Regions from separate parts of the Homo sapiens genome. Here region 2 is linked to region 1. The links are chromatin loops, found by intact Hi-C in ENCODE. Cell type or tissue: heart left ventricle. All regions are shown on one strand. Each heading gives the region's core, and the rest is flanking DNA. Links, peaks and the distances in the headings are about the cores only.

Evidence for each region. Hi-C counts contacts between places; a loop is a spot of excess contacts. Peaks named below come from ENCODE experiments on the same cell type or tissue, not always from the same donor. Only the 100,000 strongest peaks of a DNase experiment are listed, where the experiment ranks them.
Region 2: it touches region 1 in a loop (2.4-fold over the local background); 3 of 110 quality-filtered maps call a loop at or near these places.

The regions. Positions count from the first base shown.
Region 1 is chr4:165,868,840-165,877,364 of GRCh38, forward strand. TLL1 (tolloid like 1) reads left to right here and starts at 4,398. Exons shown (of 21, transcript NM_012464.5): 1 at 4,398-5,234. The coding sequence starts at 5,066. In heart left ventricle, for the core only: no CTCF peak of the experiment used is centred there; DNase peaks (open chromatin) are centred at 4,642 and 6,054; H3K4me3 peaks cover 3,054 bases; H3K27ac peaks cover 591 bases.
Region 2 is chr4:165,550,842-165,559,366 of GRCh38, forward strand. It overlaps the pseudogene NOL8P1. Among named protein-coding and RNA genes, the nearest start is that of LINC01179, 130 kb to the right of the region's middle. In heart left ventricle, for the core only: no CTCF peak of the experiment used is centred there; no DNase peak of the experiment used is centred there.

The DNA of each region.
Region 1 (8,525 bases), core at 1,746-6,745:
GTAGCCAGATTTGTGTGTGTGTGTGTGTGTGTGTGTGTGTGTGTGTGCATGCTGAATTTCTTGCCTGCCAGTGGAAAAACTATGTATAGATTTTGCCGATCACTAGAAAAATACCAATTAATAATAATAACCAACTTTTTTAATGTTGCTAGCTTACATCTGCTAGGGAGTACATTGCATGCATAATTTTATCTAGTTCTCAGTTTAACCCTATTAGGTATTTCATTTCTGTTTCAAAAACCAGGAGAGTGTAGCTAGGGAAGTAACTTGCTCAAGGCAAGATAGCTACTAAATGGGAAAGTGAGTATTAAGTCTGTGTTTTCTGTGGCTGAATTCTGTGCTCTTAACCGATTTGTTCATTGCTTCTCTCCAGCATCACTTTGAGTAAGTTATTCTGCTTTAGGTCAAGTGAAGAAAGAGAAGCTTCTTTTCAAATAATGTAGTTAGAGGGACTGGAAATAATTTGACTTTTTAGAACTCACTTAAAATGATAATAATAACAGTTACCAAAAGTTCTTATGTACTAGGAACTAGTATACACATAGTTTCTATATATGAGGAACTATAAAAAATATCACATATATTAATTAACTTATTCTTTGTAACAACTCTATGAAATATCACTATCCCTAAAATTATCTGCGTTTTATGAATGAGAAAACTGAGGACACTTGAGGTTACAAAAGCAGGTACAAAGTTACCAAGCTAGGAAGTAGAGAGCTGGAAATTGCACTGAGGGACTGTTTCCAAGCTCTATACTCTTGTGCCTCCTTAACTAGGTGTTCAGGGTACAACAGTGAGGATTCAGTAAAGGAGCAGAGGTTACATAATTGGAAACCTACTAGTGGACTCAAGCCTTTGAGTCCCATTAGGTTGGAAATAAGAAGACCTCCTTCTTATTCCATTCCACTGCCCCCATTTCACTTTGGCCAAGCTGTTGCCCAAAGGAAGAATGCAATCATTTCTGGATGTCATTAAGCAATTATATATGTTTTTTTAATACACAAGTCAGTGGATATTCTGAAGAGTGATACAGCAAGTGATGCCTAAAACAGCAAACAAATCCAAAGTGCCAACAATGAATACATGCAGCTTCCCCGTCCAGACTCAGACCTTTTGTATTGAAGGACTGGAAGTGAAAATGACTGATAAGCAGGTACGAGAAGGAAGCAACTGTGGGACAGGTGTGATGGAGGAGGCAAATGGCAGGAACCCACAGGCAGTGTGGTGTAGCAGAGGACGGGAGCTGAACTAGATCAGTGTTTATCAAACATTAGTCAACCTTCACCTGCTACCTTCATCACTGGCTTAATTTCACAAAGCAAGTGCCTTGGTTTTTAGCTTAAGCATGATTGTAAGAACTATATATGCAATGGCAAATTTAATAACTATTTTTTTCTGATACATATACACATCTATATGTAGTTTATTACTACATTACCTAAAATCACTTCATGTACTCTCAGCAATTTAAGTACCACACTTTGGGACACTGAACTCTACTATTAGGAGATGCCATGTAGAACTGAAAGAAAGCTCATGAAATAAAGCTGTATCTATCCAGTAGAGGGTCACATCAGAATGGGGTGAAAATAAGAGTTAAATGGTCTGGAGTAGCTAAAAGCCATAAAAACAAAGGACATCTCTGTTCCCCACAGTGAGGGCCAGTGAGGGCATGGTAGAGAGAAAGACTAGTACAGTAAACTATTAAAGAATAACCAGAGATTCTGTTTAGGGGCCCCTATTCAGATTATAATCCGGAATCCATTGCAGAAGGAAAGCTCCTTTTATCCCCTGGGTATTTTTTTTCACAAGGGACAAAAGGGAAATATATTCATTCATGTATTACTTGGTCTTATAACACAAAAAGATCACATCTAGCTTTGCACAAATCTAGATTAGAAAGAGTACATGTCTAATTGATATTTTCTACAAGGGAAATTTATTTTAATTGGTATTTCCAACGTGATATACTAATTGGCATAGAGCTTGCCTTTTGCAGCACTCTTGGTTGGCTTCATTCCCTATTATTGCTGAGAGTGATGGGGTCCTGTTGTAGGTGGCAATGGTGATCAAGAGAGCTTGTCAGCTAGAAGCCAGGGCAACATCAGCACATGTCTTACTAAGGGAATCAATTTCTCCTTTTTGTCTTTCTGAGGAGATTGAATTCACGTACTGCGTGTCTGCAGCTATACTATGACACAGCAATCAACTCCTTGCTCACATACATATTCTTGCAAATTTATGTTTCTTTCATGGACAAGGAAAAATCTATTTTTAGTTTGTAATCATAACAACTATAGAGACAAAATTAGTTTAAAAAAATGAAGTTTCTTATTACAACCTAGAGTTAGATTTAATATTTAAAAATAAATCAGGGATTAAGCCTGGGTATTGTGATGTAGGTATTCTCTGCAAGTATATTAGCTGTAAAGAAACATTCCTGTATTTTGACTTGAAGTTCTACTATGAAAATCATTCTAACTCTCTGGACTACAAATTCATAAAATTATAAAACCAAATAATGAAACACATGTTAAAAGTAATAGGTGTCATTATACATAATGAAGCTATTATCCCTATACAGTACTTTTTTTCCCAGAACAAATGAATAAAACATATTTATTCCTGCAAAGTAAGTGATGTTTAGGCAAACCACAGGTAAAACTTCTTGCAAATTTACACATGATAAAATAGTCTAAGGAGATGTTTGCAGGCATTTAGATTAACAAGGGACATTTTTAAGGTTTGGGATAGGGAATGGGAACACTGTCAGCAGCTCAAGAGCAGGAATCCTCTAGATGACATATGCATTCTCTAGGCTTTCAGATGGGCTAAGCAGGACATATTCTTGTTGAGCTCTGCACTAGGGCAACACTATTATTAATTATGCAAACTTTTTTTTTTTTGGATGGGTAAGAGAATTTGAGAATGACTCAGCAAGAGATTTCAAAATCAAACGCCTCTACCTGCTTATTGAACATGTTCTTTTTAAAAATCTACTTCTGCTCTGTATCCTGGGCATTAAAAGCTTAAGATCTATGGAAGGGAAGCTCCATCATTGCAGTGGCCTCTGAGAAAGACCCAGTTTTGCAAAGAACACTTGGTCAGTTCAGTTCCACCTAGCCTTCCTATACTTTTAGTTTAAGTTGAAAATACTTGGTACTTTTTCAAGATTGGCTTCTTACTTTTCTCTAACAAACATGAATAAAACCTAGTAAAATCTCCAAACCAAAGATGACTTTATCTGTCAAAGTTGTGTGTGTGTGTGTGTGTGTGTGTGTGTGTGTGTGTGTGTGTTTACCTTCATACATTCCTCTAGATGATAACTTGGATAGGGGGAACACTAGTCAAATAATATGTAAGGCTTTTTTTTTTTTTACAAGTCCTTGCTAAAGTGACAGTTTTAAAGATTTAGTTGGAAAAGGAAAGCTCCCAATCACCAGTCCCTTGGAAGCTTGTTGGGGGAGAAGTCATCTCACCTATTTTGGAAACTACTTGCAGATGTGGGGAAACCTCGGAATTGCTCACAACAGGGGTTTTACAGAGATTTCCTCTGATTTTTTTCCTCCCCAATTTCCCACAACCTGTGTTTGTCTTGAGTCTGCTCGGCTGACATGTGGTTTACCTCGCTGACCCTCCTGCCAGGTTTTACACCCTCTCCTCTGAAGAAGTAAAACATTACTGAAGCCGAAGGATACTGAGCAACTCTGCTCATGGGCGCCAGAACTGTCACAGAAAATTTGCTTCCCGAGTATTCCATCCAGCTTCCCTTCCTGCGCCCACGTGAGCCATAGCGCCAGCCCATCGGCAAGGTCTCAGCGTTTCCTGCTGCTGCAATCTGTAACTCGATTTTGGATTTTTTTTTTAATTGCAGTTCTGAGGATCTTAGTTCTTAGCAAAACTTTGTTGGTTAGGAGACCAACAGTAGTCTGTTTATTTTCTTACCAAAATCGTGAAGACTCGCACACTTTTCCTCCATTCCTGCGCTGCTCTAAGGTTAAACAGCAGCAAAGGAAAGAAATACACACTCGCTGTTTATTTGGGGGGAGGGGAAATATGGATTTGCAGCTAAGTTATCACGATCCTTCGCTCCACCCCCGGTCTGGCACTCTCAACTGACACGTACATCATCTATTAATTGCTGTTTGCGTACACAGATACATAATATATTCATTTTTATCTTTGGTAAAATATAAATGGAATTGTCAGCGCGCTCCTGTCTGTTTGTTTGTCTAAGGCTATCAAAAGAAGTCAAGAGAGGAGGCTGTGGTCCGGATCCTGACCCTGATTGTATGAATAAGTAAGCAGGATGCAAGTGATTGGGTTAGATGGTGCGAATATTTTTTTTTTTCAAGTTAGGAAGAGGGTAAAAAGACAGGCTGGCGGGGGGAAGGCAAACAGTGCATCCCCAAATCCTCACACTTTTGCTCTCTTGCAGTCAGTTGCTTTGCTGGCTTCTGCAGGCTTTTAAGGTCTCGCGGCGTAGAAATGCCTGGCCCCCACCCCCTTCCTCGGTCTCCCCTTTCAATTCAGATGTGCTGATGTGCAGACCGGATTCATCTTCTCGGAGCTGCGGCGGCGGCTTTGGGCTCAGGCGGCGGCGGCTCGCGCTCGGCCGCGGAGTCCTGGCAGCAGCGGGGACGCGGCGCGGGAGTCCGAGCTCTGGTGGCAGCTGAGCCCGCGGGGCGCCGCTCGCCGAGCCGCGGCCGCGGGAAGTTCGGCAGCCAGAAGGACGACCTGGCAGGCTGCGAGCGCCAGCGCCGCCAGAGCCGAGTTTGCCTGCGCCCTCCCCGCCTCCGAGTGCAGAGTTCCTTACCTGCCCTCCGCCCACCCGTGGGCCCCTAGCCAACTTCTCCCTGCGACTGGGGGTAACAGGCAGTGCTTGCCCTCTCTACTGTCCCGGCGGCATCCACATGTTTCCGGACACCTGAGCACCCCGGTCCCGCCGAGGAGCCTCCGGGTGGGGAGAAGAGCACCGGTGCCCCTAGCCCCGCACATCAGCGCGGACCGCGGCTGCCTAACCTCTGGGTCCCGTCCCCTCCTTTTCCTCCGGGGGAGGAGGATGGGGTTGGGAACGCTTTCCCCGAGGATGCTCGTGTGGCTGGTGGCCTCGGGGATTGTTTTCTACGGGGAGCTATGGGTCTGCGCTGGCCTCGATTATGATTACACTTTTGATGGGAACGAAGAGGATAAAACAGAGACTATAGATTACAAGGACCCGTGTAAAGCCGGTAAGTGGCTCTCCAGGTTGGGACGGTGGCGCGCCGGGGGCCGCTGCGCTGGGTTTCCCATGGGTGGCGGTGGGAGCTCACCTGTTTCCTTCCCTCCCGCGTCAGCCCCTCCGCCGCCCCTCCTTCTCTCCCCCTCCTTTTCCTTCCCTTCCCCACCCGCAAGTGGCAGCCGCTGCGGCCCCAGTTGACTAGAGTTCTGTGCCAGTGGGATCCACTGCCAAGCTCCCATCTCCCAGTTTGGGAATAAGGTCCTAGAGTTTCTGATCCCTCTCCCCTCCCCCAGCAAAACGAAACAAGTCGTAAATATAGCTTGCTGCTGTAGGTTTTAAATTCCAACACTCAGCGGGCTTTATGCATATGGAAGGGACACCGTCTTCTTTCCCCTCTCCCCCAGGGCGCGGTTTCCCAGCGCTTGTTCGAGAGCGAGTTGGCAGGGTTCCCCAAAAGATACAGGAGGATGGCATTGCTACCTGGAGACACCTTGGCTCCCTCTTTTACCAGGAATTTCAAGTGTGGGTTCCAGGCTAGAAAGGGATTGTGACAATCTCGGAAGAACTCACTTCTAGATGGGATTCTGATGCATTTGCCCATTTAAAATAAACTGAAAAGAAAAATGTTTTTAAGTTGCTACCCCATTCAAATTTGTGTCTTCCTTCCAGCTAACACCCCAGGGAAATGCAGTCGGACCGGCACTGCCTGAAGCTCAGCTTCTTGCCTCGCAGGGTCCCTGAATGTCCCAGGTCCTTCCCCTCCCTTCTACGCCTCTGGCGCCGCTGCCAGCCTCTCGCGCGCGCGGGGCGGCGCTTCCCTCTCGCCGCCTAAGGTCGGAGGCGCACGTGCCCGGGGCCGCTACCACGTGAGCGCAGCGCCTGAGGGCGCCCAGCACTGGCCGCGGCTCGTGTCCGGGCTTCGGGAGCTCCTGGTTCCTTGCTCTATTGGGCTGTGGCTGAGGTGATCCGCGCTCAGTGTGGACGCACAAGTAACTTCGTAAAGGTTGCATGGTGGTTGGGGCTAACCTAGCAGAGCGGTTTGTAAGCGGAAGGCACGTTAGGTTCCATCCCAAGAGGTGTGGGCTTTAGCGAAGCGCAGAGGAAGGGAGTGGACAAAGTCAAATATATCTAGGGTTCTGCAGATTCCGTGCGGGGTTGCTCTGTGACTAGCTTTTCTTCCCTTCCATAACTAGATAAGCATTATTCACCCTCTCTTGGGCCTGGAGGAAGGAGAGGTGTACACAATGAAGAAAAATGCTGGAAATTCCCTAGTTAATTTTTACCTTTGATGACCCATTGTTCTGACAAAAAGGGTATGTGTGTTGTGTTCACATTATCACATCTTTCTCGGTGCATCCTTAAATGCAGGTACTTATTTAAAAGCCAGAGTAGCTTAGCAGGAGCCTGTTAGGCTGGAACTCAGAATTCTGATTTAATTCAGTTTTGCTGATGAATTCCCTGCTGTCACTTTTAATAACTGTATCTATTTTCCCACTGAAAGTTTCTTGGGCCACCCCGGATGGTTTGGACAAGGAGATGCTGATTGCTGTGGTGGGTGACTAGTGGCTGGGCATTCAGAATCTGTTCTCTGCAACTCCTTAAATGTACTTTTTGCTAAGAAATTTCTTTTGAATAATGTTGTAACTTGCTGAAAATTGTGCGTTTTCTTGTTTGTGGTAAGGTAGAGATGAAGTACATTATTTCAAAAGATTGTCTAGGAAAACATCTACTTTGATACCCTGTTCTGTGAAAGATTCAAGCAGATAAGTATTTGCACCATGTGTATTGAAACACACCTCAGACATTAGTGTTTAGTTTCCTCAGCAAATAAACATCTAGGCAAGGAAAAAAAAAAACTTTAATAGCATTTACTTTTTGTTTCCCCTTTGATGCTGGTTTATTTTTGAATATAGCTGTTGAAAATAAAGCAACAATAAAACCAACGTTGAATGGATTATTACCCTAATCTTATTTCTTCTCTGTTTTTGAGAAGAGGCATACCAGTGCACACCTGTGTGTGTGTTCACACGCATGCATGTGTGTGTGTAATGAGAGGGAAATAAGAATGGCCTAAGTGGAGGGCTAAGAAGTATGCACAGAATGTGAATCCCTTTTAAAATTATCTACCCTGCTTTTGAATTTAGGCTTCAATTTACCATCTTGGCTCAATACAGGCAAAATTTTAGTGCCTCCTTTTTACCACTGGGAAAGTCAAATCAAAGTTCCAATAACAGAAAAAAAATGAAATACTACATTGAAATCCCAAGCAAGAGTCAAAAAAAAAAATCACTGAAATAAGGAAGATGGGGACGGGTCTGTGAAAGAAAGCCATGCAAAAGCAAAAGAGAAGGTACTTTCCAGACACTTGGGGCATCTTTGATCTGCCCTTTCCAAATAACAGATTGGAGGGCATGGCCCATGAAATAAAAGGCCCTTTCTGAGCTCCTCTAATAGGGTCTTCATATTCCTCAAAGTACACAGAGGCTTGATATCACAATGACAATCATGGCTTCGTGGTTTTAAAGCACTTTTGAGTGTTGGTGTTCACAACAGCTCAATATGGTAGAGTTTGTTACTCTTCCCATTTTACAGATAGGAAAGCAGAGGCCCAGTGAGGTTACATGTCTTCATTAAGATTATTCAGAACTCAATTCCAAGTTTCCTGGCTGCAAGTCTGGCTGTATTTGACAATTACACTGCATTCTTAGTTGGCCTTTTGGAGGCTTTCATTGAGATGATAACAATAGAAATTAGTCCAGGTTTACCAGGAGTCCAGACTACTAGAGATGCGATTGCTTGCATATCTGATATAGGTGAAGCGAAGATCATAGCTTCATATTTTTGAAACTCAAATCCTTGAGGACAGAGACCATAACTGGTTTGTAATGTTTATCACAGGAATGGATTACTACTGTTAGGAATTTAATATGTTCTCAATACCTTCTCGATATCTATAGACTGTTGATACTGCCATTTACAAACTTTTTTCTAAACAAGATCAAACGTGTGTTACCCAATGAGATTTGTTTCTGAATTACAACTTTAAAAGTTACACTATCCTCAACACATTTGTGAAATAGAATACAATTTGTTTACCTATCAGAATTCTGATTTCAAGTTCATGAAACTATAGGGTAGGAAGGAATCCTTGTGTTAATTTGATAGGATTTTTATTCAGAAAGACATTATAGGTATAAGTGATAGTAGGTGAGTCAGTGCAGCACAGCTGCGGATATATTTACATAGCCAAATCCATTAGGACAAAATATAGGTACTTTATTTCTCTATATAAGTAGATATA
Region 2 (8,525 bases), core at 2,174-7,173, 320 kb before region 1:
ATTTAAAACGGATATACATTTTTTCAGGTCTGCTTCTGCTACACTGATGCTGATATATGCAAAGACTTTCTGTGGGTTTCCATGGTCATCTTTCCGTGTGATGATCTCCACATCTGAAACTTCTGCAAATCTGCTGAACTGATTTTGGAGGACTGTTTCAGAAATTTCCTGGCTAAGACCATCCACATAAAGGGGCTTCATTTCTCTTTCACTTTCATGAAAGCTGGTGGTGTGTTTTAGTGGGAAAAGTAATTTTCTCAGCCTTCCTTCTCTGAGAAGACCCAGAGAAGTAAAGAGAGAGGCTTGGAAACGGCCTTGTGATTCTCATGCCCCAAACCCACTCCTCACCATGTCATCACCTAAAGCCAGCACTGCTGCAGCCCCTGAATTCACTTTTTAAAAGGCCTGGTAGGCCGGGCGTGGTGGCTCACGCCTGTAATCCCAGCACTTTTGGAGGCTGAGGCGGGTGGATCACCTGAGGTCAGGAGCTCGAGAGCAGCCTGGCCAACATGGCGAAGCCCCGTTTCTACTAAAAATACAAAAATTAGCCAGACGTGGTGGTGGGCACCTGTAATCCCAGCTACTCAGGAGGCTGAGGCAGGAGAATTGCTTGAACCTAGGAGGCGGAGGTTGCAGTGAGCCAATATCGTGCCACTGCACTCCAGCATGAGCAATAAGAGTGAAACTCCGTCTCAAAACAACAACAACAACAACAACTACAACAACAATAAACAAAAGGCCTGGTAATGGCGTTAGGTTGTGTGAGAGAATGTCCTTGTTTGTGAGAGCTATATGCTAAAATATTTAGGGATAAACTGTCATGTTGTTGCCAACGTACTTTAGGATGGCTTGACAGAAAGAAGTGTGTGTAGGTTCCAGTTTTAGTTCTTTCGGGATGTTACAACAAAATACCATAGACTGGAGTGCTTATAAACAACAGAAATCTATTTCTCACAGTTCAAGAGTGTGGGCAGTCCAAGGTCAAGGCATCAGCAGATCTGGTGTCTGGTGAGAACCTACTTTCTGGTTCATAGATGCCGCCTTTTTACTGTGTCCCCATGTGGTAAAAGAGGTGAGGGGTCTTTTTCAGACTTTTTTTTTATAAGGGCAATAATTCCATTCATGTGAATTCTACCTCCCCAAAGTCCTAACTACTAATATCATCATCCTTGGGGTTAGGATTACAACATATGAATTCTGGGGGGACACTAACATTCTGACCATGGCAATACCTATATAGAGAGATGAAGCAGGAGCAAGAAGATTATTAATAGTTGGTGTGTATAGGCAAGGGTATACCAATGTTCACTATACATTTCTTTAATTTTTGTGTGGATTTGAAATTTTTCAAAATAAGAAAAATAGTATCTATGGGAATCAAGGGAAAATATTTTTCCCTTCACTTTTTATGCCTGTTGTCCTCTACACTTAGTAATTATTTCATGACATGAAAGCCCTGCTTTGATTTGTTAGCTTTGTCCTATGTATGGAGCTTAGTTCTGAAGACTTAGACTCACCCTATTACTTTGCAGGTGATCAGGATGTTGTAGAGACAGTGAGTTTAGATTTCTAGGACATATTTTCTTTTGGGACTCTTCTTTGATTAATATGTGAAGTGACTGCAAGGGACCTTGTGAAGGTCTTGGTTCTTGTTATTCCCTGCAGCTGCAAGAGCGGGTTCCAGAAGGCCAGGGAAGAAATGCGGTAAATACATGGTACATTCCTTGTGGCTCAGCAGAAGGACTGAAAGATCCCTGGAACAAGTAGGAAAGAAATACCTTGAGACTTTTTACATGCACGTCTGTTACAGCCATCATGTCAGTGCATTTTATAGCATTTTGTCCGCCTCCTTTCAAAGACAGATTTTGGCAGTCTCGGCATGGTAGTCATGCATTTTCAACTACCTGCATGGGGCATCTCTACCATCTCAAGATGGTAGAGAGAAAAAAATTGGGGGGTGGGGTAGTGGTGGGGAGGATCATCTTCTCTTAAATTTTATTTCTCCAAAGATAAGAAAAAACTCAAATCATAACTTTGTAGTTATATACCTTTTGAAAAAACTGATCGGTAAGGAACTATTTTATTAAACAATTGTTGAATGAAAGAGGAGAAGGTGTGGTGCTATAAGATTCTTTGCTAAATGGAGTTTTTATATTAAAATTATGGATACAAATATTAGGTGATTTTATTAATTGAATCCCTGCTATGTGCTTCCTTTTAATATAATAACTTGACATTAAGAAAATTCTGTCCTTAAGAAACTCAAGAATACATTAGTGACTCTATCTTAATCATTTTAATGTTTCTATAAAGGGAGAATATCTGACTTTTATGTTTTTACTGAGTTTGAGAAGTATTTGGGGGATTATAATTCTCATAAGCGTCTTTGACTTCCAGTTTTCCTTCTCCTAAGAGCAGTGACATAGCAGATTGAAGATTAATGATGGTCTGAAGGGAGCTGGGATATGCACATTGTATTCAATGTCATTGAAGAAATGTGCTTTGAGTATCCACCATGTACCAGGCATGGTGCCAATGCAGATAAAAATGCAAGAAAGGCCATTTCACAGAATCTATTTGTTGACTGTCAATGACACAAGAACATGTATTTGGAGGCGCTTGGCTATTTTTGCTGGGTTGGTCTTCATGGATGGACATTACTATTCTCTTTCTGTTTTAAATCCATAGACAAGAAAGCCCTGACCAACCCCTTCTTGGACTATTCCAATTTTGTCTCACATAATTTATTGGGGAAAATGAGTTCCATATGTTTAATAAAGTTGTTCCAGAACTACCTCCTTTCTGGCTCATGTTTAGTATTTTGGGATTTGGTGGCTGTGTTTATGGTCAACAAAAGCATGATCTTCATCACTTTTATGTCTTCTTTAACACATACCTCTTCAACTATTCTGTCTTTCAGATGTAAAAATCTTTGCCTTCTTACTTCATCATCATTTTCTCTTTAAACTTATGTGAGGGGGTAGACAATCCTGAATACCATTAGGATTTACCCTAACCCTGTTTTCCATGGAAAAGAATATGTAAACTTCCATTAGGAAGTATGTGAAAGAAACTTTCCTTTAAATAAAAATGTGTAAGTGTTTAGAATTGCCCTTGCAAAGCTCTAAATCAATCACCCAGGGCTAATACATCACTTGAGGAGATGGGCTAGTGGCATTCTCATGAACGATCACCTGTGATTACAGAGCTCTGGCTGGCCCAAGATTTTGCTCTCCTGTGGGATTTGACACCATTGATCATTTTAGTTTCCTGCATCAGCCATGCACAGAAAGTCTTAATGGGACAGTATGCAAAATGCATTCTCATTACATTTGTTCTCTTTCTGTTATCAATAACCCAAGGTCATTTTAATATTCTTAATCATTTCTCTCTGAAGAGTATGCCTTTTAGAGCCACATGGCTTACCTTTCAGAAGAAATGATTCAGAACAAGAAGTTAGGTTTTAATTTTGAGATATTTAGACAAGGATGGACTTAGGCAATTGTGGAGGCTTTCACTCTTCTTTGCCAGCAGGTTTCACGTCCATTTTTCCTTCCCAGTCGCTCCTTTGAAACCTTTATTTCAAGCCAACAGTAGAGTTTTATGTATGAATTTTAAAAATTACTTTTCCATTTAACATATTTTAATTTTTTTGATGTTACTTTCTGTTTGTTTTACTATCATTTAAATAGTTTTATTTCATTCAATAAATGTGCCCTCATGTAATCCCTTGTGGTTGGACATCACTTTTCACTATTCACTTCTGTAATAGCATTGAAATGAACATTCCTGTAGTGAAAACTTTCAAGATATTCATGATAATTTCCTTAGGTCAAATTCTTGGATATGAAATTATTATGTCAAAAATAGGCACATCATTAAGTCTTCTTATACAAGTTATGAAGCATTATGATGTGAGAATCACATTTCCTCTCACCCTCTGCAAAATTAGATATTATAATAATCTGCTTGAATATGATGTATTGAACTCTCATTGATTATATCCGTATTTCTTTGATTATTGTAAGTTTGGAATTTTTAGCAGATTTTTGGTTTCTATTGTTTTATCTTGAAAAATACCCAATACAGTGATAAATCAGGGCCTGAAGTGTCATAATTTATAAGCTTACTTGCTGATGTCCAAGGAATAGCTTTTTTCAGTGCACAGAGTTTTAAGGATGTAAAATGTTCAAATAAATGCTTTCTAGTCGCACACTAATTCCTGTCTCCCTTCCAGGGTGAGATTGATTGATATTGCTTAAGTTAATATCAATGTAAATGCATCTGTTTAAACCCATCCCTTAATGTCTTTGAATTTTCTTTTTGCATTTGATGTCAAATGAATATATTCTTTAATTATTGATGAATAGTGACTGAGATGGCTAAAGTTAAGGGAGAAATCAATCATTTAATGTTTATTGGGCCCACTGGATAGTTGGATGTATATTAGACCTCTCCCAGCAGGCAATGACGGTGGACCGTACCCAAGAGTCCAGAGCCATAAAGTGAATTCCTTTCAGCATTTCATAGATAAACCATGCAGCGTACTCAGAAAAACACGGGCTAATCTTTTTTTCCTTGATCTCTCTCCTGTGTCACTATATCTCCAGCTCTATCTTTCACTTCTACTCTTTTCCTCTTACCTTATCAATTTTTTTCTCCTCACTCATATTTCCTTCCTCTGTCATTGTATAATGTGTTTTGAAAAGAGAGGATTTTAAACGTTCTCATCACAAAGAAATGATAAATATGTGAGGTCATATGGAGTGTAATCATTTAACAATGTATACATGTACCAAAACATCACATTGTACCCTATAAGTATATACAATTATTATTTGTCAATTAAAAATAAAAGAAAATAAAAAGAAGTATTCATTAATCTTCCCTCCATATTTTGTTTTGTTTTTTCCTATCTTAATTTATGGACAAGATCACACCAAATCACTTCTACAGGGAAGGGGTGTGATAAGAAAGAAGTCTCCTCCTGGCTTTGAGTTTCAAAGAGTAGAAGAGTTGCTGCATACCCTTACCAACATTTGGTGTTGTTTTACCAATCTTGTGGGTGTGAAATGTGATATTTTTAATTGTAATTTTATTTATTTGATTATAAGTGAAGTTGATTCTTAGGAATTGTTTACATAGTCTAGATATTTTATTAATCCTTTCTTAGTTACTATTATAGACTGCGCGTTTATGTTAAGGACAAATCTTGCTTAAATCTGAGAGCAAAGTAGGTGATAAAGAGAAAAGCATATACGACAACAGCATGAAGTATGTTCACACACTATACACACACACACACACATATATATATATATATATATGCAGTGCATAGGTAAAGATTAAATAATTATAATAAAATGAACAACCATATGCCCACCACTCAGTCTGAGAAATAAAATACTTCTGGTAATTTGAAAATTATCAAATTGTCCTCCCCCTCAATTACACTCAGAGGAGTAATTTTCTGTAAATAATTCCCATAGTTTTCTTCATATCACAATGAACATGTATTTGTGTATTCCCAGATACAGCGCTTGGTTATGCCAATTTTTGAATATGCCTCACTTCACCCAGTGGACTCTGCATTCAAATTTTCTGGGCTTGAGATCCCAGTTCATCACCTTGGTAGGAAGCTATATCAACTTGGGAAATTTATTTCTTCTGTTCAGTCATAATTTCCTCATCCATAAAACGCTAACAGTAACTGTACACAGCTCATATCATTCTTGTGGGATTAAATTATATATATGGCACTTAGCCAAGAGCTTGGTAATAGTAAGCAATTTACATATTCACTATTATCATTATTATTACTATTATGATTACATTCTTCAGTGACTCATGCCTCATATTATGGTGATGTATGTGGCTATAGTTTGTCACTGCCATATAGTATTTCACTATATGTATATGCCATAACTGATGTATTCATTTTAATGCTGATGGGCATTTGGACTGTTTCCAGAATTTGGCTATTATAAATATTACTGGTAAGAATATTTTTGTACAGGTCTTGTTGCACAAGGATGAGAGTTACTCTAAGATTTTAGGTTATATGCCCAAGAGTAGACCTGCTGGGCACATTCCTCTTTACTAGGGCACATATGCACATTCCTCTTTACTAGGTAGTGCCAAATAATTTTCTAAAGCAATTATACCAATTTATCTCCCCACTGGTATGTAGAAAAGTTGCTTCACAGTCTCACCAACACTTGATGTTGTCTTACTAATCTTTTTGAAACTGCTACCTTGTCTGGTGTATATACCCTGGGGTTTGCTGTCTCGTGCCGAGAAAGAATTTAGGACATGGACACATGTGGGTGGGTTAAGGAATGGAAAGTTTAATAGACAGAAGAAAGGAGAGAGGAGAGCAACTCCTTGCAATAGAAAGAGAGAGAGAGGGAGAGAGAGAGAGAGACAGACGTCGGAAAAATGGGGGAGGTGGCAGACCACAGCAGATTTTATATGCAAGCTGAAGGCAGTGTCTGATTTATGTAGATTGGTTCCATCAGGTATGACGTTTACATGAAGCGTGGGGAAGGCTGGTTGCCTCATCCTAATCTTGTTATGCAAATGGGCTTTCCAGTGGATCAGGCCATTTTGTCTGCTCTTTACTGTACAGGTGGCTTACAAAGAGAAGGGAAGATGGAGCCGCCATCTTGAATATGTCTAGTCCCTAGTTCCTGCCAGCATTTACCTGTGCAAGCTCCCAGCTTGCTTATCAATGTCTGCAGCTCGACTTTACAGGCTGCTCTTTGTTAGAAAATGATTTAACGCTGCTTTTCATTAAAGAGAAAAGCCTTACCAAGGACTCCCATGCCCTTACTATATGCCCAAGTGATTTCTTCTTAACTTCTATATCATTTTGGGTGTGAAATGTGATCTCTTTTTTATTTTAATCTTATTTCTTTGATTACAAGTCAGGTTGATTTATAGGAGCTGTTTACATAGTCTAGATATTAATCCTTTCTGATTTACTGTTACAAACTGCATGTTTTTGTCTCCCGAAAATTTATGTGCTGAAGCCCTAGCTGCCACTGGGATGGTGTTAGGAAGTGGGGCCGTTGGGAGGTGATTAGGTGTAGGTAAGACCATGAGAGTCAAGCCTCCATCATGGATTAGTGTCTTTATAGGAAGAGAAAGAGGCTAGAACACATTCTCTTCATCATGTGCAGATACAAGAGTAAGAATAAGGTGCCTGTCTGAAAACCAAGATGGGGGCCCTCATTGGAGACTGGATCTGCTGGCACCTTGCTCTTGGGCATCTCAGCATCTGGAACTGTGGGAAATCAATGTTTGTGGGTGAGGCCACTCACTGTATGGTATTCTACTGTAGCATCCCACACTGACTAAGACAGTTACTTATGTTGCAGTTGTTCATTCCTCCTTTGTGGCTTGTTTTTAAATTGTCAGTGGTAACTTTGGATGAACAGAAGTTCTTAATTTCAATGTGGTTGAACTTATCAAATGTTTCCTTTACGGTAAGTTTCATGGCTAATTTTATGTGTCAACGTGAGGGTCATGAAGTGCCCAGACATTTGGTCAAGTATTATTCCGGGTGTGTCTGTGAGGGTGTTTCTGGATGAGGTTAGCATTGGAATTGGTAGGCTCAGCAAAACAATTGTCCTCCCTAATGTGGATGGGCCTCATCCAGTCAGTTGAGAGCCTGAATTGAACTAAAACGCTGATCCTCCCTTGAATAAGACAGAACTCCTCCAGCCTGCCTGCCTTGAGCTGGGACATTGGCTCTTTCCTTCCCTGGACTTGAACTGAAACATGAGCTCTTTCTGAATTCTAAGCCTGCTGGAATTTGGACTGAAACTACACCATTAGCTCTTCTGAGACTTCAGCATGTAGATTGCAGATATTGGGATATTTCAGTTTCCATAATTGTGTGAGGCAATTCCTTATATCATCTTCCATATATACATACATTCTATTGCTTCTGTTTCTCTGGAGAATCCTAATACAGTTAGCCTTTGTTTGGTCTTCTTTAGGAAATCATTTACTCCTCTAGGGTCCTACTGATAGTTTTCTATACTACCTTCTAAAAGTTTTATAGTTTTACCTTTCAAATAAAAGATTTTAATCTACCATAAATTAACTTCTGTACATGTTGGGAAGTATAGATTAAATTTTATTCTTTTCTCTGTAATAACCAATTAATCTAGAACCTTTATTGAATGTTCCATCCTCTCTACACTGATCGGAAGTGCATGATCTTCCATAAATTAAGTATATTTCTCTTTATGGGACTGTTTCTGCTTTCCATATTCCTTTAATCTGGGCTGTTTGCCTATCCTTGAACTATCTTAATTATTACAGTTTTATAACAGAACTTGATATCTAGCAGGGCAAGTCCACCTACCTTCTTGTTATTTAACAAGTGTTTTGGCTTTTCCTGTTCCTTTACTATTTGAGATAAATTTTAGAATCAGCTTGCTTAACTTCCTGGAAAACTCTCTCGAGGTTTTAATCAGAATCACATGAAATCTACAGATGAATTTAGGTAAAATTTA